Regions from separate parts of the Mus musculus genome. Here all the other regions are linked to region 2. Evidence: chromatin loops called from intact Hi-C (ENCODE). Cell type or tissue: left cerebral cortex. All regions are shown on one strand.

Evidence for each region. Peaks named below come from ENCODE experiments on the same cell type or tissue, not always from the same donor. Only the 100,000 strongest peaks of a DNase experiment are listed, where the experiment ranks them.
Region 1: a loop joins it to region 2, with 5 times the contacts of the local background. A loop is called at or near these places in 8 of 42 quality-filtered maps.
Region 3: a loop joins it to region 2, with 7 times the contacts of the local background. A loop is called at or near these places in 5 of 42 quality-filtered maps.

Annotation. Positions count from the first base shown.
Region 1 is chr15:53,685,465-53,693,464 of GRCm38, forward strand. The region is part of intron 3 of Samd12 (sterile alpha motif domain containing 12); the gene reads right to left. Among named protein-coding and RNA genes, the nearest start is that of Mir28c, 75 kb to the left of the region's middle. In left cerebral cortex, CTCF peaks have their summits at 3,408 and 6,764 (motif pointing left); DNase peaks (open chromatin) are centred at 3,384, 4,018 and 6,683.
Region 2 is chr15:52,802,556-52,810,555 of GRCm38, forward strand. The region is part of intron 3 of Gm41323 (a long non-coding RNA gene); the gene reads right to left. Among named protein-coding and RNA genes, the nearest start is that of Gm34794, 20 kb to the left of the region's middle. In left cerebral cortex, CTCF peaks have their summits at 3,451 and 6,260; DNase peaks (open chromatin) are centred at 3,159, 3,806, 4,981, 6,260 and 1 more place; H3K27ac peaks cover 692 bases.
Region 3 is chr15:53,780,605-53,788,604 of GRCm38, forward strand. The region is part of intron 2 of Samd12 (sterile alpha motif domain containing 12); the gene reads right to left. Among named protein-coding and RNA genes, the nearest start is that of Samd12, 120 kb to the right of the region's middle. In left cerebral cortex, a CTCF peak has its summit at 4,983 (motif pointing left); DNase peaks (open chromatin) are centred at 1,854 and 4,967.

The sequences.
Region 1 (8,000 bases), 880 kb after region 2:
ACTTAAAGCAGAACACAAAGTTAACACAGTTTGAAAATCAGTATAATCATGATGCTGACACTTTTTATTCTGAAAAAAATAAATCATTTGATTAGATTCATTCTAAGGTAAAAGCAACAATGTAGGATTTAAAAAATACCAAGAAATAACAATTTAAGTATTTATATTCATAGCTGTTAACCTTGAAAACTTTTTTAAAATATTTATTCATTTATTTGTATATGTGTGCACTAGTGCAAGTGCATGCATCCCGTGTGTGTACAAGACTCTGTCTTTGTAGCTAAGGACACTTTGGATCTTCTGGAACTGGAGTTACAGCTGGGGAGTGTGCCTCTGTGTGGGAGCTGAGACCTGAAGCTGTGTCCTCTGCAAAAGCAGTAAATGATATTAACCTCTGATCCATATCTCTGGCCACTAAATGTTATCTTAAAGCACAGATTTTCCCTTTGAAGTATCAGCCAATGGTATGATTTGAGGTCATAACAATTAGCCTACCTTACAATGTTTTTTATTTGTCTTTATTGTTTAGAACTATGAAGACATAGATGAGGTCATTTGTGTATCAAATGTTTCTCCAGGTCTATGTATGTACATCAGGGAAACATGCCCAGAAGCATCTATACATGGAGTGTATAGTAGAAAATGAATTAGAATATATGGAAGAGGTTTGGGGAAATGAAGGCTTAAAGAAAGCAGTGCTATGTCTGACAGAATACAAAGAAATGTGGACAGTCTAGGCTCATATCCCAAAATTTCTGCAAAGCCTATTAGAAACATATGCTGTGGGACATGGGATAAACCAATTGTCTATATTGAGATAATAAAATATGGGTATGAACACGTCAACACTCCCTATATTGAGAGATAGGGACTATGTTTCCTCCCTTGGATCTGGGTTCATGTCTGTTTTGAACAAACAGACTTTGTTGTCTATAAAATCTATTCTCATTTTAAAAGAATCATTAGATAGGTACAGACAACAGAATTTTTTCTTGGTGCTTTTGGGATGCTCACTATGTTGTGGGGAAACTTCACTGCTAAGGATGAGGTTTGCCCACAGGGAGCCATGCAAGAGGGGCCATGCGCAGGGGAATGATGCCCCTGAGCCCCATCTTCTAAGTCATGCCTGTGAGTGAGTCCATGCTGTGCCTTCTCTCCCAGTCTATTGGCCATGCTGATACCAGTGAATGGTCTCAGGTAATATTGGAAGGCAAACAAAATCCCCAGCAGAGCTTTATTAAAATGTCTTCCCTATAAACGTTCTGAGATTTTGTTTTTTTGAGTTTTTCTGTTATGTAGAAACAGATAACCATCAGAATGTGTTACCAAGAGAGAGGTTCATGTGGCATTGACTTTAGAAGACAGATGTGACAAAGGGTTTTAGGTAGAAAGTATGAGAGACAGCTTTCAGTGAAATAAGTGTGGGAGATGTCACCTGGAAGTGAGGATGCTGGAAGAGAGATTTATATGATGCACTGTGGAAATTTGAGAAGCATGTCCTTGGCCCTGTGAAAATATAACATAGTGCTGTGTATAGTCCTGGAGCCAGGGAGGTGGATAGAGTGAAGGCCCAGAGCTCACTGACCTGCCAGGATAGTCAAATGAGTGACACAGCATCCTATTTTCCATCCCAGGCCTGGTAGCGCCTAGCCCAATTTCATACACAGATAATAGGTACTCAGCACATAAACAGAGTAGGCACAGAATGAGCGATAGATTTTTGAGAGCATCATTAGACCAGTAAGAACAAGAGAATATATGTAATATGGCTTACTATCGTTTTTCCTGTTACTTCAAATTTGAAAGAATAATAAAAACTCTTTATAGAACATAATTGAGCAATTTGGTGCAGGGTCAAGAGGTGGGGGGTAATCTGCTGAAATCTCGGATGTTTGCAGTGAATCAGAGTTTTTAATGGATAAAAAGTTATTAAACAATGGCTGTCAGGCTTGACTGTCTGCCAAATGATGAATCATTGGCATAGCTGTATTTCCCAACTTGGAAATTTTGCAACTCATTAATAAACTGCAACTCTTACTAGGTGTTTGGTTAAAGCACACTTAAATAAAGAGTTTGCAAACATTTATTCTCTACAGACATCTTCCTACTGTATTCTGAGTCGGAATACAAGACCATTTTCCCTCTAAGATTGCAGTTTCCAAGGAAGGGCACTTTATTTTCAAGAATTGTAAAGAGAAAAATTACTATTAATTCATTGTTTCAACTCTGTCCAGTAGAAAATTATTATGTGTGAAGTAAAAGGAGAGGTTGAGAACAGTTACCTGCCAAACATGGGTTTGGGCTGGTAACTTAGTTGGCAAAATGCATGCCAAACACAGACAAAGCCCTTGGTTCTATTTGAAACACTACATCCATGTATGGTCCCAACATTGAGTAGCTGGAGGCAGGAAGATCAGAAGGTCAAGGACATTCCTGACTACATGGAATACATGGAACTCTTGTCTTAAGAAAATCATCATCATCATCAACAACAACAAATCTACAACATCTTAGTGACGTTTCAGTATTCACCTACCATTTTTAAGAAAGAAAGGAGTGGGGAATACCTTTATAGCTTTTCAGCATCAGTCTGAGAAATAGTCTACTTCATACCTAATCCATCTCAATTTAGCACACTTAGTATCTGACCTTTACTCTTACTCTGGAAGTCTTTGAATAGAATTCAACCAGCCCTTTCATTTTGAAATGTTAGGCTCAATATATATTCTATTACTAAAAGTAGCTTTATATTAAAGGGTGGGGTTCATGGTATAGATGAGGAAGACCACTGGAGACCCCTTAAATGGGGAGGTAATCCCTTCATATTTTCCATAAGCCTGCACTGCTAAGGTTAGGTTCTATCACCACAGAATGTCCCAGTGAATACTACGTACCTAAGGCCTAGCTAGCAGAGTGTTCTAGAGTTTGCAGGGACACTGACCAGGTCGATCACACTTCTGGAACAGAGAAGGACAGCAAGCTGATCAATTTAGAGTCCAGTGTGACTAAGGAGAAATTTCTTTTTAAAAGAATATTACTAGCGTCTCTCATCCCATCTCACGTAGCTGCACGAGTGGCGCTGTTCAGAGATGGTAGTTTTAAAAGGTGGGAACAGGAGCCTGATCGTAGGTCATTGTCATGTACCCTCAAGGTGACTGTGGAACCTCCGCCTTTGCCCAGCTTTGCTCTCTAGGTAAGTGATGCGTGGATGCTCTGTCCAGTGTTCCCCATCCTTTGGTCTACCCACAGAAGATCAAAGCAATGGGTCTGCCTACTTCTGTACTGAATCTTCAAAATGTGGGTCTAAACAAACCTTTTCTCTGCATATGTTAATTATCACTCTATAGAAAGCTATTGCAAAGCCAACTCTACCGTTAGTTGGTGTAACTGCTCCCCCTGGAGGAACTCAAGAGAACTGCAAACTACTCACCATCTAGTGTCCTGCCCACAAAGACTGAGGAGAAGTCTTTAGGACAAAGCAGGTAAATAATCCTTCGCAAATATTTCTTCCAAGGATAATTTCTCAAACAGATTGAGAACCACCACACAGCTCTGTATTTCAGATCTTTTATGTTTTAGTTTGTACCCTCCCAGAACAAGACAGATATAAAGATGCACACGGCCACCATGGCCATGCTTCCTTTTGCATTCGGATAATTTGAGGATAAACTACTTTAAAGGATAAAGATAACAAGATAATCCTTGAGTGTACATGTACATTATTAGGGATAATCAGTTACTTTATGTTATAAAAATAACAGAAAGGCAAAACCACTTTTTGACAAAAGGTTGTACTTAACTGGAAAAAAAAATTGACTAAAGGAGAATGTGTAGCTTCTGCTCTTTGTTCAAGATGAGCATACCAGGAAGGTGACTCTTGATGAGGTTTTGGTAGCATTACATTTCCTTCTAGCCTACGGCTTTTAGTAACCCATTCTAGGATAAACAGTCTCCATTCCTAAGTATGTTTTAAGGATGAGCTGTCCAATCTGCCCACACATGTGGAACAGCCAAGTCTCCTGGACACATTCCATGTGCAGAAGTGGCAGCTCTGACTCAAACTGTCTGCCTGTCCCGTGTGAGAGCGAAGAGAGGAAGAGAGGCCTTCCATGGCAGTTATGGTTCAATGTCATTCGTTCAGTGTGCCCCTTCCCTTCTCTCTGGATGGCTATTTTTTTTTCTTAGACATTCCCCACATCTCAGCAAAGCACAGACATCAGTGGACGGAGTTGTAAAAGGAAAAGGAGAAATCAGATTTTCTTTCTAGCAAATCAGGGAACCTGGGTTCACTAATTTAACAGCTCTACTGAAGTGGAAACAAAGACACAGTTACTCATCTTAACCAGTGCGATGACATTGAAAAGTGGGACGTAAAGAAAAACAGAAAACATTATAAGAATAGATTAGCATCCTGATTACTAACTACAGTAATTGTTACTATTAATTAAGCTAATAGATTAGGGAAAGAACTTTGACCAGACAATGCTTCCATCCCTACCGCCTCCCCCTCAACCCCTCCAAGTCAGGGAACATCACTCAAATTCTGGTACAGAATAATTAGTGACATTGCCCTTCTATTCAGTTGCCTCTAACAGGCCCTTGGGAGTCAGCTGGATTCAAAGAAACCTTTAAACGTGAACAGAATCAAATAGCCGAGACTGGGCTTCATCTAAAATAACATAGAGCTTGTTGAGCTAAATGGTACAGCTGCCAAAATTCCAGATTGTAGAGATTGTCCTAAGTGAAAATCAAACCATTTTCTGGCATACAGATTCATTTATTGAGGCTTGGCTAACCTGGCCAAGTGCTACTGAGGACAACCAACATATGATAGAATCAGAGGAGAACCTCTCAGCCAACAGGACCTTGCTTGACTTCTCCAGGCTTGCTTGCCCTCGCTGTAGCATCCATCTCAAATACGTACCATCGCCTCAAATACATACCATCTACATGCATTCGCAGAATCATCACTGAAGACTATTTGATTATGTAAAACTCCAATTTTATTTTAATGAGTTACCTACTGTGTTTGTATTTTGATTTTTTTCAGAACATTTGCATATTTAAAGAAGTGTTTAGAAATGTGGCCCATGATGTTTTTTGGGGGAAAAACTATGGATTAAGGAAAAAATGGAGCTCTGCAGAATGGGGTTAGTGAAGGAAACTACATTATGAGAGTCCTCCTAGTAACCACCCAGCTTCAGAACAGAGCTCCATTCTCGAACAATGAGTCCTGTCTCTTTCTTAGTCTTCTCTGTGTCTCCATTCTCCCGGAGCTGGCCCTCCAGTAATAGCTGGGCAAATGTTTATTGAGTAAATTAATGAGCACTAATTTAAAGATAATTGAACAATTAGTAGGTAATGAATGATTTGTAAATTAGCAATTTATAATAAATTACAAATTATTTGGTTAATCGGTAAATAATTAAACTTCAATAGAAATAGCTATGAGATATTCAGTAAGTAAACAAATGGACAACACAGAGGGAAAAAAAATCCTCTGAAAATGAAAGGACCAAAATATTGGATATTCACAATGAGGAGAAATGTTATTATTTTCTCACACTGTAAGATATAAGTAGATGCTGAAACAGAATTAGATAAATTAGTGTGAGTAGTGCAATTCACAGTATCATCTTGCATAATAACCTATTATTAACAATGATTTATTTAATATTCAACTGCTAAATGCCCAATTTAGGATCTTACTGTTTAAACATCTCTAGAGGATTTTGTATTCCAACTGCATGGCTCTGCAGACGAGGAATCTGAGACTCGTTTGGATGAACACCTGCCTTATGATGCCAGGCAAATGCACAGCTCACTGGATTTTCAGTTGGTTCATTCTTCTACTTCATCCATTCTGCTCCTATGTCTCTAGTATTTACTACACATTCTTTCTATGAAGAAGACCAGATAATTTGTGACTTCTGAATTAGCATTTATTAAGGGATGCATGAAACAGCCATTGTTTTAAAGGATGATGTTTCAAAGCTGGTCTATGATCTTCTGGATCTAGCATGGCTTTGCTCTTAGTAGTTTAGGAATCATTTGTTTCTTTTTTGTTGTTGTTGTTGTTGACACTTATTCCAGGGAGCACAGTAGACATGTTCATAAATCTAGTTTACTTTCTCGCTGTTCTTTCAAACTGCACTTTTGAGGGACGGCCAACTCAAATGTGAACAACGAATGTTATGTGAATCACAAAACTTCCCAAACAAAACTCAACTAAGTAGTTCTTAAAACATAAATAAATAGATAAATAAAGGTCGGGAATATTTTTATCATCCAGTGAATGCATGCACTCGCGTGCAAACATGCAACACCAACGTGTGACACTTCAGGAAGACCTGCTTTTCCCATGGTTTTTCTTGTTCTGAGATTTTGTTAGCTATCGCATAAAAAAAAGGTGTCTAGATAACTTCTGCATCTTCTCTACTTGTAATTAAAGGTCTCAATTTCTCTTGTTGAATAAGAATGTCAGCATTGCAAACTCTCAAATGATGACGGGTGAAAGAGGACCATTACTACAGAGTACCGGCTCTCCTAAGACAATCCTCTCCTTGATAATATCCTTGAAAATATCTTTTACCCCAAAGTGCATATTAATGGCACTAGGCTGGCAGCTCTATGATAGGTAAGTATGATTGTAGTGAGTATTTAATTAACAAAGGCAAAATAATGAGAGTAGAGATGACAGAATACTCCTTAGAGTGGAAAGAAAATAGAAAATTTATCCATGTCAGGAGAGCTGTGTGCTGCCATCTACTGGCACTGAAGTATGGATCAAATTTACCCTTTTATTGTTTAGTTTTCCAATTTATTTCTTTTTATTTCTTTTGCCCTTTAAATCTCTTGACAATTTCATTCATGTATAGGATTCATCTTATTCGCATTGTTTATTTTTCTTCCTTTTTTACTTCCTTTTTTTCTCCTATGCTTATCCCTCTTCTTTATTTTATACACATGGATTATAGACTATCTGAAAAGACTCTTCCTAGCTTTCTACCAATAGTGTTCTAAGGTCAGATAATCTGTGAGACACTACTTTATAAATTTCAAATGTGATACACATCTCAATGAGAGATTTCTTTACAGCTCACAACACTCAGGAGATTCTGGGAACATTCTGAGAACATTTGTCAACCATGTTGAGAACTTGTTCAGGGCCCTAAGTGGTCTGCCTTGTACCTTGTATAGTAGCACTTGTCACCTGTCATCTTATCCTTTACATCTGCCTCCATTTGCTTAGTTTGAATGGGACTTAATGTGTGTATATTTTATAGAGATAAATGTATTTTCTCTGCTTTTTCTATGTGCTCAGCTAATCATCATTGTGAAGTTATTACTAAATGGGAGTCTTGAGGTTAAGATCATTCTGGAAAGACTATAGAAGCCCCCCACTTGCCACTGGATCTGCCTCATCACCCTCTGAAAGATTTATGAAGAAGGACACTGTATAACATGTGACCTTTAAAAATTGCTCATGATCTGTTCTTCCCTGAAAGGAATTCTAATGTCCTTGAGGCTTATGTTACGGGCTGTGTACAACTACTAGAGAAAGACACTAAAAATTTAATGAATTTAAGAAAAGCTGTGCAAGCTTCTCCTTTGGGAGAGCCTCTGGGAAGAGGGACACAGACAGAAAAAGCACAGTCAAAGGAATTACACTGACCCCACTTTGGATTGAAGTTGGTGCTCAGGTACCGACACAGCTGGATTCATTATTGTGGCTGGTCACAGATGTGGCCAAATTTAAAAAACAAAAACAAAACTCATCAATACCCCAGAAAAAAAGGCTACAGATCCATTATTGTCCTCCTCCTGATACAGGGATATGGACATGGAGGTTAGATCCATGGTCTTGAGAAGCTTTGCTGCATGGCACATGTGTGTGTGTGTGTGTGTGTGTGTGTGTGTGTGTGTGTGTGTGTGTATGCACGTGTGCGCGTGTGCGTGAGTGCATACATGCACGCACATGCTTAATTTAGATAGAAATG
Region 2 (8,000 bases):
TTATAGTCAGTGTTCTTTTATTGCACATATAAATTTACATATTTATCATCACTTAAAATATCTACAAATATATGTGAAACAGACATTAAAGACACTCAGAACAAAAACAAACAAACAAAAAATTGGTATTCTTTTCTCAGCTGAGCCAATCTAGAAAAGACAAAGTAATCTGGGCTTTAGAGACCTAGCTGGGAGTGTTACTTTACTAACAAGTCTCTTATTTCATCTATTCAAGGCCTATTTCTGGGTGATTGAGTGGGTTTGGCCATTTCTTAGTGTTGGGTGTTAGATAATCACGATGTCTGTGAAGGTCGTGAAAAAGCCAATGAGTGGGAACAGGATGCTCAACTCTGAAAGAACAAGGTTTTCTCACTTTTAAGGTCTACCCCAATGAAAATTCCTTGCTGATAGGAATCATTTATTCCATGGGTATATTTATATTTTCATCAAACACCTTGTCTTACAACTGGAATATATCCCATATACATTGACTGATGTCTCTGATCTTGTCAGTGATACTTGATTAAAACAATAGCCAGTTTTTCAGACTACCCTGGAGATAGAAGGTTGCAGGAAATGAATGATGAAGCAATGAGCTTTGCTGTAAATCTATTTTTTAAGGCAAAACAAAGAAGAGACCATTATATTACCTTATTGAATGAGCTACACTGAGCCCTAATATCTTATTTAGGGTTTTATTGCTGTGAAGAGACACCATGCACATGGCAACTGTTATAAAGGCAAACACTTCATTCAGTCTGGCTTACATTTTCATAGGCTTAGTTCATTGTCATCATGGTGGGAAACATGGCAGAATTCAGGCAGCCATCATACTGGAGAGATAGCAGGGAGTTCTATATTGGATTGGCAGGCAGCAGGAAGTGAACTTATTTGAGCTTCTGAGATCTCAAAGCCCATCCACTAGTGAAATACTTCCTCCAACAAAGCCACACCAACTCCAACAAGGCCACATTTCCTCATAGTGCCACTCCCTACAGACCAAGCATTCAAACACATGAGTCTATGTGGGACATTCCTATTAAAACTACCACAGCTGACTATAAGTTATTATTCCTATCTTCTCTACTTACCATATTTTGTGTATGGACACATGTGTAAGGAGGTATTTTTGCATATGTGTGTGTGTGTACACATGTGAATCCCAAGGTTCATATCAGGAATCATCCCCCATCCTTCTGCCATAGCATTTATTGAGCCTGGGCCTCTCAGGTAAACCTAGAGCTTACTAATGTAGTCAGTCTCCCTATTCAACTTTCCTGTCTCTGCCTTCCTAGGCTGGAATTATAGGCAGGACTCCATGCATATTTAGCATTTAAGTGACTTCTGGGGAAATCCAAATTCTGGCAAGTTCTTATCCTCAGATCCATCTCCCCTGATCCCAGTAATCCAATGACAGCACGCACCTCCATAACGTTCCACAGAGAGGAAATTCTAGGGGAAAGACACTTCTTTGCCAGCATTAACAATTTTGCCTTTATCTGTTATTTCTACCCCAGTAGAAAATGATGTAAACTCCTTTCCTAAACAAAGCTGGAGAGCAGAGACTGAAGGAGAGGCCATCAAGAGACCGCCCCACCTAGGGACCCATCCCATCTGCTAAAACCAATCCCAGACACTATTGCTGATGCCAAGAAGAGCTTGCGACAGGGGCTGGTATAGCTGTCCCCCTGAGAGGCTTTGCAAGACCAATACAGATGCCAATCATTGAATTGAGCTGGGGACCCCAGTGGGGAAGCTAGGGCAAGGACTGTAGGCGCTGAAGGGATTTACAACTTCATAGGAAGAAACACAATATCAACCAACCAGACACCCCCCCCCCAAAGCTCCCAGGGACTAAACTACCAACCAAAAAGAACACAAGGGGTAGCCATGGCTCCAGCTGCATATGAATCAGAGGACTGCCTTACCTGGCATCACTGGAAGGGGATCCCCCTTGATCCTGTGGAGGTTGGATGACCCAGAATAGGGGAAGGCTAGGTCGCTGAGGCAGGAGTGGATAGGCAGGTGGGGGACCGCATTCTTAGAGGCAGGGGGAGGGAGGAGGAGATGGGGGCTTGTGCAGGGGAAACTGGGATGGTGGATAACACTTGAAATGTAAGCAAATAAAATAACTAATTAAAAAATGAAAAAAACAAAGTGTAAAATAAGCGAATGATGGATCAAAGTGGATGAGCCAGAAACCAAACTCTTCCTGTTGTAAGAAAAGAGCCATTCTATAAATCATCTAGGGCTGGACTTACAAAAGGACTAACTCTTCTCATAAAGCCTTGATTTTGAGTAGTTTCTCATAAACTACTTATCAGAAAGTTAAAACATGAAACTTCTATGTACAAGAAAATATGATTAATTTACTGTATAAGCATTCCTAGTCCTTTACCCATTCTAGAACCTGTGTCCATTACACACATATTTTGTTTTTATTTTTAGATGGCTTCACTGTATAACCCAATCATGCTTTGAACTCACTATCTTCTTCCTCTACTTCCTGGTGCTGAAATTACACTATACCCCATCATGATTGGCTTCTGTGTGATTTTGAAGATTTTTCTATATCCTGGAGTCTAGGGTGCCTTCGTGATTTGCTTTGCCCAGGAAAATGTGAGAAAGGGGATAAGCCTACCAGTTTCACACTCTAGCTTCCATGAAACTGCGTGTTTCTCTTCCCCATTGCTCTCTTAGAACCTCCTTGCCCACGAGAACAATCCTGGCTTGTTGGACAGTAAGAACTCAACATAAAGCAAATCCAAGATATTTTGGCCATGGACACCATCAGAGCCAATCTGTAGACAACCCACCAACTGACCACAAATACATTTTGAGCCCAAATGAAGTACTCACACCTGACCCAGATTATCAACATCTCCTCACTTATAGAAACCCATGGAAACATAAGCAAAAATGAAACTCTCGTTAATACATGGAGATCTGTGGCTGCTTTTCTGCAGTACTAATGTGACAATAGATAACCAACACAGCAAGGCTCTTGATCCCTTTCCTATCAGTATTTCATTTTCTTTTGCCTAGATACAGTGACTCTGGAGCTTATCTGAGTTGGGCTGGATTTCTGCCTGGTGAGAGCAAGCAACACCCTTCTGGTAGAAAGACAGTGATGTGTTTTGCTCCTGTGTACAAGACAGCCCACAAATCTCTTGCAGGCTGCTCTGTGGCAGAACTGGAGGCTTGATGCTGGCATCATCTTTCAACCTGAAAGAAGCTAAATCGAGCAGTAGCTCCCAGGCACAACCATTTCCAATCCAGTCCCCTAGCACAAGAACGAGCTGAGGAAAAGAACTTTAGACCCTGAGTTTCTAGTTTGATGGTCTAGTACCATAATATTTCCACATGCAGATATTTGTTACAAATATTTATAGGAAAAGGAGAGTCATCTCTCAGTGAAGCCTGAATTGTGATATTCTCTACCGTCAGTAGATGTCATGTAACTCCATAGTTTCTCTGACCCTGATAGATTTTTTTCTTTAAAAAAAAATTGCTTCAAACAGAACATTGATCTCCCTGGATTTCTTTTCAAAGGCTGAAATTTTCTCCAATAGAATAGGAAAGAATGCATCATGAGGTTCTATTAACAAGCATTTCACCAACTAATTCTCACTCATACTTTATGGCTAAATCTAGCAAATCAACCAGCCTTGGGTATCCTAGTTTGTGATTGGAAATGCAGCATCATCAATAACTTTGACAACTGCTTGTGTCCATTACCCGTCCTCACAATAATGCAATAAAAGGCTTTCATTTCTAGGCAAGCTATAAATACGACTCCATATTGCCATTGGTGTGCATCAGCTGACTCAAGGCTGCCTTTAACCAATCAATATAAAGACTGAGTTCTCTCTCTCCCAAAGAAACAGAGGCCAGGGAGCCAGAATTTGCAAATCAGTAAACCTGAAAAGGCTTATTTGTATAAAGAAAATAAATGTGTGATAAGTCTGCCTACTTGAAGCCTCACATTGTTCTATGTAGACTACAATTCACGCACACACACACACACACACACACACACACACACACACACACCACAGTCGTCAACTTTATAATGAACAATATGCTGTGGTGGATCCACTCAGAGGCTTTTATAAGTGGATACCCTGCCACTTACAGTATATATATTTTGTAATCTTTCAAAAACAGCACTTGAAACGAGACAAACACAGAAATAAGGGTAAGAGAGGTAACTATTGCCAGCTTGGGAGGAAGATGAAGTGTGACTGAAACTTCGAGTGGATTCAGGGTTGAGGGAGTTCAAGGCTATTCTATGCTCTGTAGCGATAAGCAATATCCTGCTGAATCAAAGCACAATGATAATAATAAATAAGTTAAAATTTAAAATTTAACCTTAGTAGAGTCATATTCAATATAGAGTCTGATTATATTACACATCTATGGAGAAAACAGTATATACATCCTATGTCCTACCCCATATGGAGAATGTACTCGCATAACCATTTAGTTATTAAGTCTTCTTTGCTACTCTGTGTGCACATCATCTAAGTGATGACTGTTAATGCATCATTGAAGCTCCACTACAGCAGTATAGCAATTATCTTTATCATTAGGCTTTAAGTCCCTTAAGGTCAAGGACCACATTTTCTGTTTCATTGCTATCGACTTAGTGCCTGCAGAGATGCCTTTTATGCTGTGAACATACAACACCTATTTCTTGAACAAATGCATAAGTAAATGAACTAATTAATGCACCAACAAGTTCAGAAAATTCAGAAATATGATCATAATAATAACTCTGCTCAAATAAGGAGCTTAAAGCTCTCATATGTACAGAAGTTTCCTTAGCCATTCCTCTTGCAGAAACTTCTCTCTTTATAATAGGACTGCTGGCACCTTCCCCAGATCCTTTTACAAGGCTGGTCACCCATCCTCCACCTTTTATGAGTGTCAAACTCCAAAGGCACATGGCTGCATCATTTTCTTTTTCTGGAAAACTGCCCTCAGCTGACAAGAGATGCCTTGCCTGTCTATGTCTGGAAGGTTACATGGCCCTTTCCTAAGAATAGCCAAGCTTCAATGTCAGGTTGAATCAAGAATACAAAAATCTGTTCCTCTGCCTTAAGATGGAGTGATTCTGTAGTGTTCTTTGGTTACTGGCTCTCCACTTGAGAACAGGAGTAGGCTGGATTTTAGCTAGGCTTTCTGGAGTTTCATTCCCTGTATACAACATATCCGTATTCTGCATGGCTTTCCATGAGAGCCCAAGCTTAATAAAAACAGTACACAAGAACCATGTTTTCAAATCAGGCTGTCAATGAAAGCTTCCCTCCCATAGATGAGTCACTAAGAGTTTCATGCACATAGACCTATGTCCACATCTTTTATCTAGGATGAACTGGCAGAAGGTACAAGTAGAAGTGCATGCCCTTGCCTCTGTGTAATATGTCTGACTTCTGAGAGGAACTGAAAAGTGTTAATTACAAAGCCTGGAGAAAGAAGTGTCAGAAATAAGCTGCTATTTGTTAAGGAGAAAATATATAGGTTTGGATAAAGTCAACAGTCTTTATGGTGTGAATATCCAAAAGTTTCTTTGAAGGAATTCAGAAAGACCCCTATTTTCAGCATTTGGAGAAAAAAAAACTGTGCTGAAATCTGAGACCAGGACCTAATTTTCTAAAGTAGAAAACTTGTCCGGGGATTTTAATTCTCAGTTTTGACAAGGCTGCCAGCCAAAAGTCGGGTACTGAGAGCAGCAAAATTTGACCTTGATACTGAGACCATCCCGGGAAAGGATCCTCAAGGTGCTGTCAACAAAGGTAAGCTATGAAGCCAGAAGAGGGATAATTTACTGATATGGAACACCTCCCATGACACAGAAGTTAATATCCTGAGATGAGTCAAGGTACTACTCCAGCTGCACTCCTGGGATGCCTCCAGTAGATTGAAAAAAGTAATAGCTGCATTAAGTACAATAGAGATGTCAGAATTTTAGTTGCAGAGTATAGAGGGAAAGATTAAAATCTCCAAGAAATGTGAATGCAAGAATGATTTTACCTATCTGGTCAGGAGCCCGGGATATGACACCATTACTTCGGAGGGCCCAGGGAGCCATTTGTTTTTCCAAGGTGTGAGTGATGGAGGGAGAGCCAGTATGAGAAACCCACAGTGCACATCCTCAGTGGACCAGCACTGACAGCAGGTAATGTCGTTATAGAACTGGACTCCCTGGTAGAATTAAGAATTAATTAAGAAACAAAGCAGTGCATGCCAGGGGGCAGCATCTGACCATCTAAAGGAATGTGGGCATACATATCTTTGCTGGCATCAGGGTTGAAATGGCTGCTAAATCTATTCCCTGAAGACTCCTATAGCAGCCCGCATTGCCCACTATCTTAGCACTGCCTGGCTTGTCTGATAGCAATATCCCTTCTCTGCTGAATCTTAGACTCTATGCAACCTTGTATTTTTTCATATAAACAAAATTATGAAAGAACATTTTGAGAAAAATAATCTTTCTCACACTCAACATTATGATAGAGTTGGTTTGACTACATAGTTGGAACAAGGTATGTTTCAAACAGAAGAATTTTGTGCACATACATACACACATACATACATGTACATACACATATACACAAATGAAAATAAAGGTCACTTGAGGCTCTTAAACTGTGAATTATCTCTTTCACTCACACAGATTCAACATTTAATGTTTGCAAGTACAACTCAAGAATGTCTGTCAGTCAGCATGCTCCTTTTTTTTTTTTTCTTTTTTTTTTTTGTGGTTTTTCGAGACAGGGTTTCTCTGTGTAGCCCTGGATGTCCTGGAACTCACTTTGTAGACCAGGCTGGCCTCAAACTCAGAAATCCGCCTGCCTCTGCCTCCTGAGTGCTGGGATTAAAGGCATGCGCCACCACGCCCGGCATCAGCATGCTCCTTAAGGAAGGATGTTCTCAAATACCATCTGTATTTTTGAAAACTTGATTTCAGACCTGGTCTTAAGTAACAAGAGTTATAATTAGTAAGGGAAAACTAACTGCTGTCCCACTGTCTCCAAATCTCCATGGATTCACATATTAATTATTGGTTTATAACTCACATCACAAGCTAATGGAAAATATGCATCAAAAACATACTGTTTGGGGGCTGGAGCCATGGCTTAATGGTTAAGAAGACACAAACTCAGTTACTAGCACCCAGTGAACCATCTGTATCTCTAGCTCCATGGAGATCTGAGACCTCTGGACTCCATAGGTACTTGCATTCAAGTGTACACACACACACACACACACACACACACACACACACACAAACACACAAACACTTCATGGAATGTGTCCCCAACTAAATGAAAAGGTCCAAGAACGGCATTTAATTCAGGATGCATAAAAAGGAAGAAGAAACAGATCCCAGAGAGCTCTCTTTCTTCCATTGTGAAATTTCCATTTAAGTGCTGTGTTCTTCTGTGTTCTTTAGCACCCCGTGGGAGATTCAAATAGATCCTTACAAGAAGGGACTCTAGGCAATCAGATCTCCACTCTCCTCAGAGGAACACACTGTAAGCTCTTTGCCAGTGGCAATGCTAAATGACAAGCTTGCCACCTCTTTTTTGAGACAAACATCTCAGCAGTTGGTATTTCTAATTCACTCAATCTGGGAAACACAACACTTATCTTTCAGCTCCTTAGGCACTGAAGTTTCTGCAGTACATCACATTTTTTGTGTCACTGATCATAATGGCTGTTAATGGGGTGATCAGTAGACTTCACAACTGGCAACACTGCAAAGTATGTCTGCGGTACTCCACAGCCTTTTCAATACAGTTTGTTATAAAATACTTTTCTACCATGGGGGAAAGCTTCATTTAACTAGGCTTTCACTAGCTTTTCTCTGCTCTGACTTTCTCCTGCCTTGTTTGTGCCCTGTTGCAACCCCTCAATCTCCAGTGCTAGCTCAGAGTTTTTACTTACTCGTGAAGAATAATAAGCCCCGAGCTTACTTTCTAAAAGGAATCGCA
Region 3 (8,000 bases), 980 kb after region 2:
AACACAATGCAATTTCTCAAAGAGAAGTGCATCATGGGATATGGAAAATGCTTATCACAGATGCTCAGTGACCTGCTAAATTCATTCTCCATTCTCACACTCTCTGGTGCTTAACCAGGTAAGAATGTGTACCTGCCAGTGTATGTTAGATTATCCTGCAGTATTAATGCCCAGATTTTAGTATGATTTAATATTAAATTGATTTTATTTGTTGACCAGAGTACATGTCTTGATTTGAAAGAAATGCCCCCGACAGGCTCATGTTCTTAGACATCCTTGGCTGCGGATAGTGCTGTGTGAGTGTGTTGTAGAACTTTGGCGATGTTGAGCTTAGATCATAGATATAGGCTACTAGATATAGATAGAGGATACGGTCCAGCCCTGCTTCTGGTCTTACTTGTCCTTCATGGTTGACAACCATGTGAATAAACCAGAAGTCAGGCAGCCAACGAAAGAGCACAAACATCAGGCATCACTGCCAACGTGGACTGTGCTTCCTGACACCTGAAGCCACAGTAATCCTTTTCTTCTTCACATCATCTTTGACACAGCAAAGAGAAGAGTAACTAATATAGACACGTAGTTAACTCATGGTCTCAGAGAGGCAGAGGCACATCTTGATACAGGTTTCAGTGATTAACACGGACAAAGGAAAGACTCGTTAGGTTAGCCTCTACCTGAAAGCCAGAGCATTCAGCCACACATCCCCTTCACTTACAGCTAATTAGCTAGAATCACCCAGCCAATAGGAGATCAGAAAGTTCTGGCTCTAGGAGCCCAGAAGAAAAGGAGGAGAAATGTTAGTTACCTACAACCAATGATTACCAGTGGTCTACTTTAACATACAAGTAGAAATTGATTGATTTCAAGCTCCAATATTAGCCACATGCCCACTAAGTCACTTGATCTTTCAAACCAAAATCATATTACACTAATATACTTCATTCCTATTTTCAATAGTGGTCCTGCAGCTTCTCTGGTGTGCTTATAAGTGAACATCCATAAACACCTTAGAAACGCAGTGCTGGATATAACTTGCATGTGTTCCAAGAGGACATTGTCTGGAGGAACTAGAGAAAAACTTGAAAATTGGAATCTGCTAAATGATCCCTGTGGATAAAAGAACAATTTGTGAATCTTGGCCAAAGCCTTCTGCACTATCAAGATGAAATCTAAGAACTTCAAATATCCCTTCCTTCAGTAATGAAAAACTTAAAAGGATTTGACCTCCTCCACCTCAGAGTCTCAAGATAATCAAGAAAGTGGTCAGGTGCAGCCAGCAGCCACAGAAAACTGCCCTTACCACAGTTTACTGGGAGCCTTTCTTGTCTTCTCTTTGCTACTCATGTCAGAGTAGATGTTGAATTTAGCCCCAAGAAACATACCATGTCTTCCAACGCTGTGCTTGTCATTGGACATTGGACTTCTCCACCTTCTCTGTCTCTGTCTCTCTCTCTCTGTCTCTGTCTCTGTCTCTGTCTCTCTCTGTGTCTCTCTGTCTCTCTCTCATTTCTTTCTACAGAAATAGTTCTTGCGTTGGATTAAGGTAGTATTCTGAACACAGGAATGTGCTTACTGGGAGCCCATTCCTGACTCCTGCCTCTATGGTCAGTAGAGCCTTGGAGCCTTACTGGATTTCTACATAACTTTGTCCACACTACAATCAGATGCAGGGTGGAGTGAGGGCCTCATTTTTTTTTTTTTTCATTTTCAATGGCCCTCCTTAAAAAGCTTCCAGCTGACTAGTATTGTGTATTTTGCAGCCAATCTTGCATGAACTCTTTTTATAATCTGAAGTTTCCCTTTGCCTACTCTTTCTAAACTGCAGTTTCTAGAGCTGTCAGTCTCATGTCCAATTCTTCCAAAATCTTGCTTCTTACAAAACTAGCCTGGGAAACATTCCAAAACATAGAAAGGCTTAAATATATCTTAAGTATCCTCATCACGCACAGAAAAAAAAGCAAATACAGAAGTATATATGTTAATTAGCTTAATTCAGTCAGGCTACAACATATACTTAATTTAAAATGCAGTGTATACTACAAATATTGCACTGTTTTTATTTCTCAGTAAATCATAATTAAACATTTAAAAACTATAAATTTCTGGCCTTCAGAAGATTTATTAAAATCATTTCCTGGATGTGGCCTGAGACTCTCTCCAGCTTGGACTCCAGCTCCGTGAGTGGTAGCTAGAAAGCATGTTTATTTAAGTGTTCATATGTCAGAATGGCTTGCTTCCACAATTTTATGCCAATTTCATGCTGGGACCAGTGTTATACCTCTCAAATGTTTACATGGATACAGATAACCTCTTTAAAAATGCTTGTTGAGATTCAGCAGGTGAGAGCTGTAGTACACCATGTATTGGTAAGTAGTCACAAGCTATTTGTACTTACTAGGAATCCAGTTGTGAATGTGGGGTAGATAAGACACCCAAGCATGTTTGTATCAAAGTGTCCTCTAGGGCCCTTGTCTGGGGGATGGGCTGGCGCCTATCCCTGCAATAAGGAGAAAGATTACTTTCTAGTTTTAGAAAACTATCCACGAGTAGTAATAATGTGTCCTTGAGAACAACTAGCCAGAAAAATTACTTTCTATCAGAGATTACTATTAATTATTATATGATATAAGATGCCTACATTGAAGACTGGAGAGATAGCTCATTGGTTATATCTAGTACATACCTGTAGCCACTGTTCTGAGGAAAGTTGGAGACAGGAGAGATTGATTGCTCAGGCATTTTGTCTAACAGATTAGTGAAGAACACTTGAGTCCCACATTTGAGGAGAGACTATTTCTCAAAGGAATAAGCAGAGGGAGACCAAGGAAGGTATTTGAAGCTTTGTTCTGGTCTGCGCAAACATGGAAGGCACCCATCTAAACACATAGGTGCACATACACTTATACACAAAGAAGTTAATGAATAAATGCTTTTTTTTTTCAGTGTCTACAGTGACAGCAGAAAATCATAAGATCATCATGGAGAGACTTTGAACTGGGAACTCCAGCTTGACTGTCTCTTCCCTAGGGAGTTTCTGCTGGAAGTTGTTTGTAAGTTGATATGCTACCTTTGTTTGCTTTCTCAACAAGGCAATTCCAATCATCTCTGGATGCTGTAAGCACCTGATTTGATGATGTTCTTCCTCCCTATCTGCCTTTTGCTATTTGTCCTTTATCTGCTACATGCCTAACAGAAGTCACTCATTTGAAACTGAAAAAGAATGAGGAGTTCAGATCAATCTCTGGACCAGAGAAAACAGGAGTAAGTACCAGGCTGATGCATTTCTAACAAGCTTCGAGGCTGTTGGCATGCAGATCACTTTAAACTAGCTCATTAGTTTATTTATTAGGGGACTACTTTAAAACCTCATCTTATAAGAATTTTATTATAGCAGCCAAAAAGAATCTTTCATTATCCTGAATATATAAATAAATATAAGTTCACATTTATAACATCCCTTTATTATAAAGCCAGTCAATTCATGAGACCAGTGAGACTGTTTGATGAATACGTAATTGTGGCTAATGCGAGACAAATGCACATTAGCATTAGTGTTTTCTTTTTGCATATTGTTTTGCTGATGAATGCCCTGACTTGCAGAGATGAAAACAAGCATTTACAACTACCAAGCAGCCTGTCTCCCAATCTCAGGTTAGGTGTCAGGGAAGCAGACATGAGAGGAAGGGCGTTTATTTCTCATGAGTGTTGCAAAAGCCGGAAAAGTTAAAGCACTAGTGGTCTCCTGTGTATTCCAATTTCAAAGATACTGAAGAGGACATTTTCATTCAGATCCAGGGTGAATAAGACAGGCACAATTACATTCAAAGCAAGTACCTACTGAACATCTCAGCCACCTCTGTGATTCTGAAAGATGGCTGTAAAACCATCCTAGTAAACAGATTCTGTAGGCTTTCCCAACATAGATGCATAGTCGATAGATGCAACAACTTTGGAAATGGAAAGAAGAGGTGAGAGTAGCCAGGGTCTGCAAAATTATAAGAAGAGAATAACTTTAGTCTTTTCTCGGCAATAAGACAAACACACAGGTTGGTATTCAGAGTGTCAGAATAAAGATTTTCCTGTATCCCTTCAATCTGCATATTAAAGTTTGAGCCCAAACAATGCATTTTCCAGAATAAGGCACCACGGTGTCAAGCACTATAAATAACCACGCAGTGCAGAAAAGGAGAGAGTCTGTATCCATGTACGAGGCAGAGATATTAAAAGCGTCAAGGTAATGATTTTTTTATGTCCAATGGTTGATTGTGCCTCAATATTAAAGAGGCTGGTGGCTTTTAATGATGAAAAAATTATGCAAACATTAAAAAACAATTTCATATAATTATTTGGAGTTTGCTTTCGTTTTACAAACAACAATTTAAAACAAATCCATTAAGGCTGTCTGTGTGGAGTCAGAGGAAATGTATCATGCATTGCAGTTTGGTTTCATACCAGAAAATAAGCTCTACTCCCAATACTGCATCATAAAGGAAAATTAAGAGCCCTTGGTGATTACTCCTGGGACTGGGAGCGAGCCTTTAATGAGGCAAGTTCTTTGATAGAAAGTGTTAGGGTGGTTTGTTCATTTAACAAACTTTATGAAATGCTGATATGTGCTCACTTCTCAGGAGCCAGCATTACATATATCATTTACTTGTAGTTTTATCCATTTCTTCCCAATGAAATAACATTTCAATGTGCAGCTCAGGGCATAAGGTTCACCAATCCTCCTGACACAGCCTCCAGAGTGCTGAGGTTATAGGTGTGTGCCATGGGGCACAGCAGCCCAGCCATGAACACACCTATAACATACTCTTACTTGACAATAGAAAACTGCCAAGAAAGCTTCATTATCATGAAACAAAGCTCGCAGAGATATAACACCATGTTTGCAAGACGATGCCTTCTCTTAGTTTCTGAGGAACTCAGGAGAAAATGCTTTGAGGCTAGACATTAATCAGAAACCAAGCGCCACCTAGAGGCAGGAGGGAGAACGCCAAGATTACCTCTATCTGCATCTTGACTTGTAAATATGTCCTCTTTTCGGCCCAAGGTAACAAGCAAATAACATAAGCACCTGATCATAACTAAAATAAAAATGAATACTGTTTCAGAGTAGCTGTCTAATATGATTTTTAAGAGTCTGTTTAAAACAGAAAATAACACTGAGTTACAGTTCAAGGATAGTATGATGTTGGAAATGAAGAGAATTTTTTGAGTTGCTTATATCAGATGGTGACTAGACTGCAAACCTTATCAAATGGTCTTAAAGGCAATATCCTGAAAGAGATTCTAAATGAAGCTATCCCCAAATAGCCTATAGCATATATTTTCCTTGGCCGACTTCTATCCCTGCTACAATTTACATCAACCATTCCTCATCTTTAGTATTTTTATTAGTTCTTAAAGAGTTCCATACACTGAGTTCCACTCATATTCACCTCTCCCTCACCTCTTTGCACATCCACTTCCCTTCTCTACCCACCCAACTGTATGCCCTTAGTTTCTCTTTTTATAGCCTTCAAGACCAACTTGTGCTATTTAAATATTCTTTGACACGTGGCCTTCCACCGTAGCATTGTTGATTTTACCAGGGGCTACATTCTGAGAGAAAACTGTCTCCCTATACCAGCAGCTAACAATTGCCAAGAGTTCCATGGTAAAGCGTGGAAATTCACACCCATCTCTTCTCTCCATATTGGGATTTGGCCTGGCTTTGAGCATGCTCTTTCAGTCACTGGGAATGCTCATATGCAGCTTCCCCATGTGCCAAAACGGTATTTCCTGGTAGTCACCCAACACCTTTATCTCTTAGACTTGTTTTGTCCCCTCTTCCACACTGATCTCTGTGCCTCGGGGGAGAGGATATGGTGCATATGTTTCCTTTAAGCCTGCACATTCCTCAATCTCTTCTCCGCACCTAGTCCAGTTGTGAGTTTTTAAGTTAGTCACCATTTACTGCAAATAGAAGCATCTCAGATGGGGGTTGAGTGATGAATTGATCTATGGGTGTACTGAAAAGTCGTTAAGAGTTGGTTTATACTGTATCCATTTAGTAAAGATACAGTAGGCTGTTCCCTCATCACAGATTCTTGACCTGGTAATAGTGGCAGGTATGGAGATATATATATATGTGTGTGTGTGTGTGTGTGTGTGTGTGTGTGTGTGTGTGTGTATTATTAAGTGGGACTTAAAATCCAATCTAAACGTGGTTGGCTACTCCCATGACATTTGTGCCACTAGAATAAGTGGCTTTGTGTTGGCCTGGTTACTTTTTCTAAATTTTCTTTTATTGAAAATAAAGTTGTTCATACAATAGATTTTGATCATGGTTTTCATTGTTTCATCTCCTTCCCAAACATTCCTGCCTCCCCACCCTTCCAAATCCATGACTTATTTCTCTTACTCTTAAGAAAACAAAGAGGGGAATAGAAAAGACAAAAAAAAATTATAAACCAAGGTGAATGAACTATGGGAAAGAAATAAGGAAAACTAAGAAAAAGCACTAGAAACTCATACACAGATACAGAAGACAGACAGACAGAAAGACACACACACACACACACACACACACACACACACACACACACACACCCCACTCCAGAAAACGCTTCTTCATCTCTACTGGCTTGTTTTCACAGTGCTCTATAAGGTCATGTACAATATCCAATATCAAGGAAAAAAAGTATTCTTTTCTGTTTGTGTCAGCACATGGCACAGCTCAAATGAACTATTTGCCTATATCCTAATTCCATAGGTGGGAAGATGACATCAAGCCATATATTTCTCTTTAGCAACAGTCACTGTAGCTACAGCCAAGTGACATACTCTGAGGCCACTTATCCTAGACCAGACATTTACTACAGAGAAGATCAGATGACAGCAGTATTGCAGTGGATAGTCGGAGTGATCAAATCCACCGAATCCTCAAAATGAACCTTCAAGTTCTCTCCACAAACCAAGAGGACACAACAGTTACACTTTTTCAACCTGGAGAGACCAACGGGTAGATGGATCTTTAATTCTGTATTTCTTCAGAAAGGCTCAGAGTAACCTGGAGATTCTGAGTTTAGCATAGGTAGAGTGCATTCAGTGGTGGCCATCAAAATGACCCCCACGCTAATATTCAGAACCTTTGCAGATGTAATGATCTCCAGAGGAATCCAGTGATTTTGGATTAGTGAGATGGATGATAAATCCAGTGATAAGAACACTCCCAGGAAACAGGTGCAAGAATATTGGAGATAGAAGAGAAGATATCAGCATGGAGACAGGGCAGAGAGACGCCTACAGTTGAAACTGGAAAAGGCAAAAGCATGTGATTCCCGAGAGCCTCTCCTAGGGGTATAGTTGTGGTAACACGTTGGTTTTAGATTTCTGATGTCACATGCGGCAAGAGTCAGAACAGGGTAGGGGGACACTAAGATGGAATATAAAGTTGAATTTTGGTGAAAAGCAGCAGAGACTGAACAGGTCTCAGGGTCTCATTGTTCTGACCTTATTTAAACTTCATAAATGCTTTTTTTGTTTGTTTTTTGAGACAGGGTTTCTCTGTGTAGTCCTGGCTGTCCTGGAACTCACTCTGTAGACCATGCTGTCCTTGAACTCAGAAATCCACCTGCCTTTGCCTCTCAAGTGCTGGGATTAAAGGTGTGTGCCATCACACCCAGCTTCATAAATGTTTTATGTATCGCTACCTTCATCTATATAATCATTCTTTTCTTACCAGCCAAACTCTTAATTTTCTCGACAGCACCATAAAAACTTCTCTTTGTAACTAAACATGTGATTGAGTTATGGTTTGACAATGCTAGGTTTCAATACCAAGGAAAACTGCTTTCTAAAGGGCACACCATCTTTGTCCCTTGGATCACACCTCTTTGGACTTGGCATTCAAATATGACTCCTCAAGGTGAAGTCATACAAATAGAAAAAACTGGTGCTAAGAAAAGCAGGGGAGAAAGGCAGAAGGAGCCTGCGGCATTGAGGTTATTGTA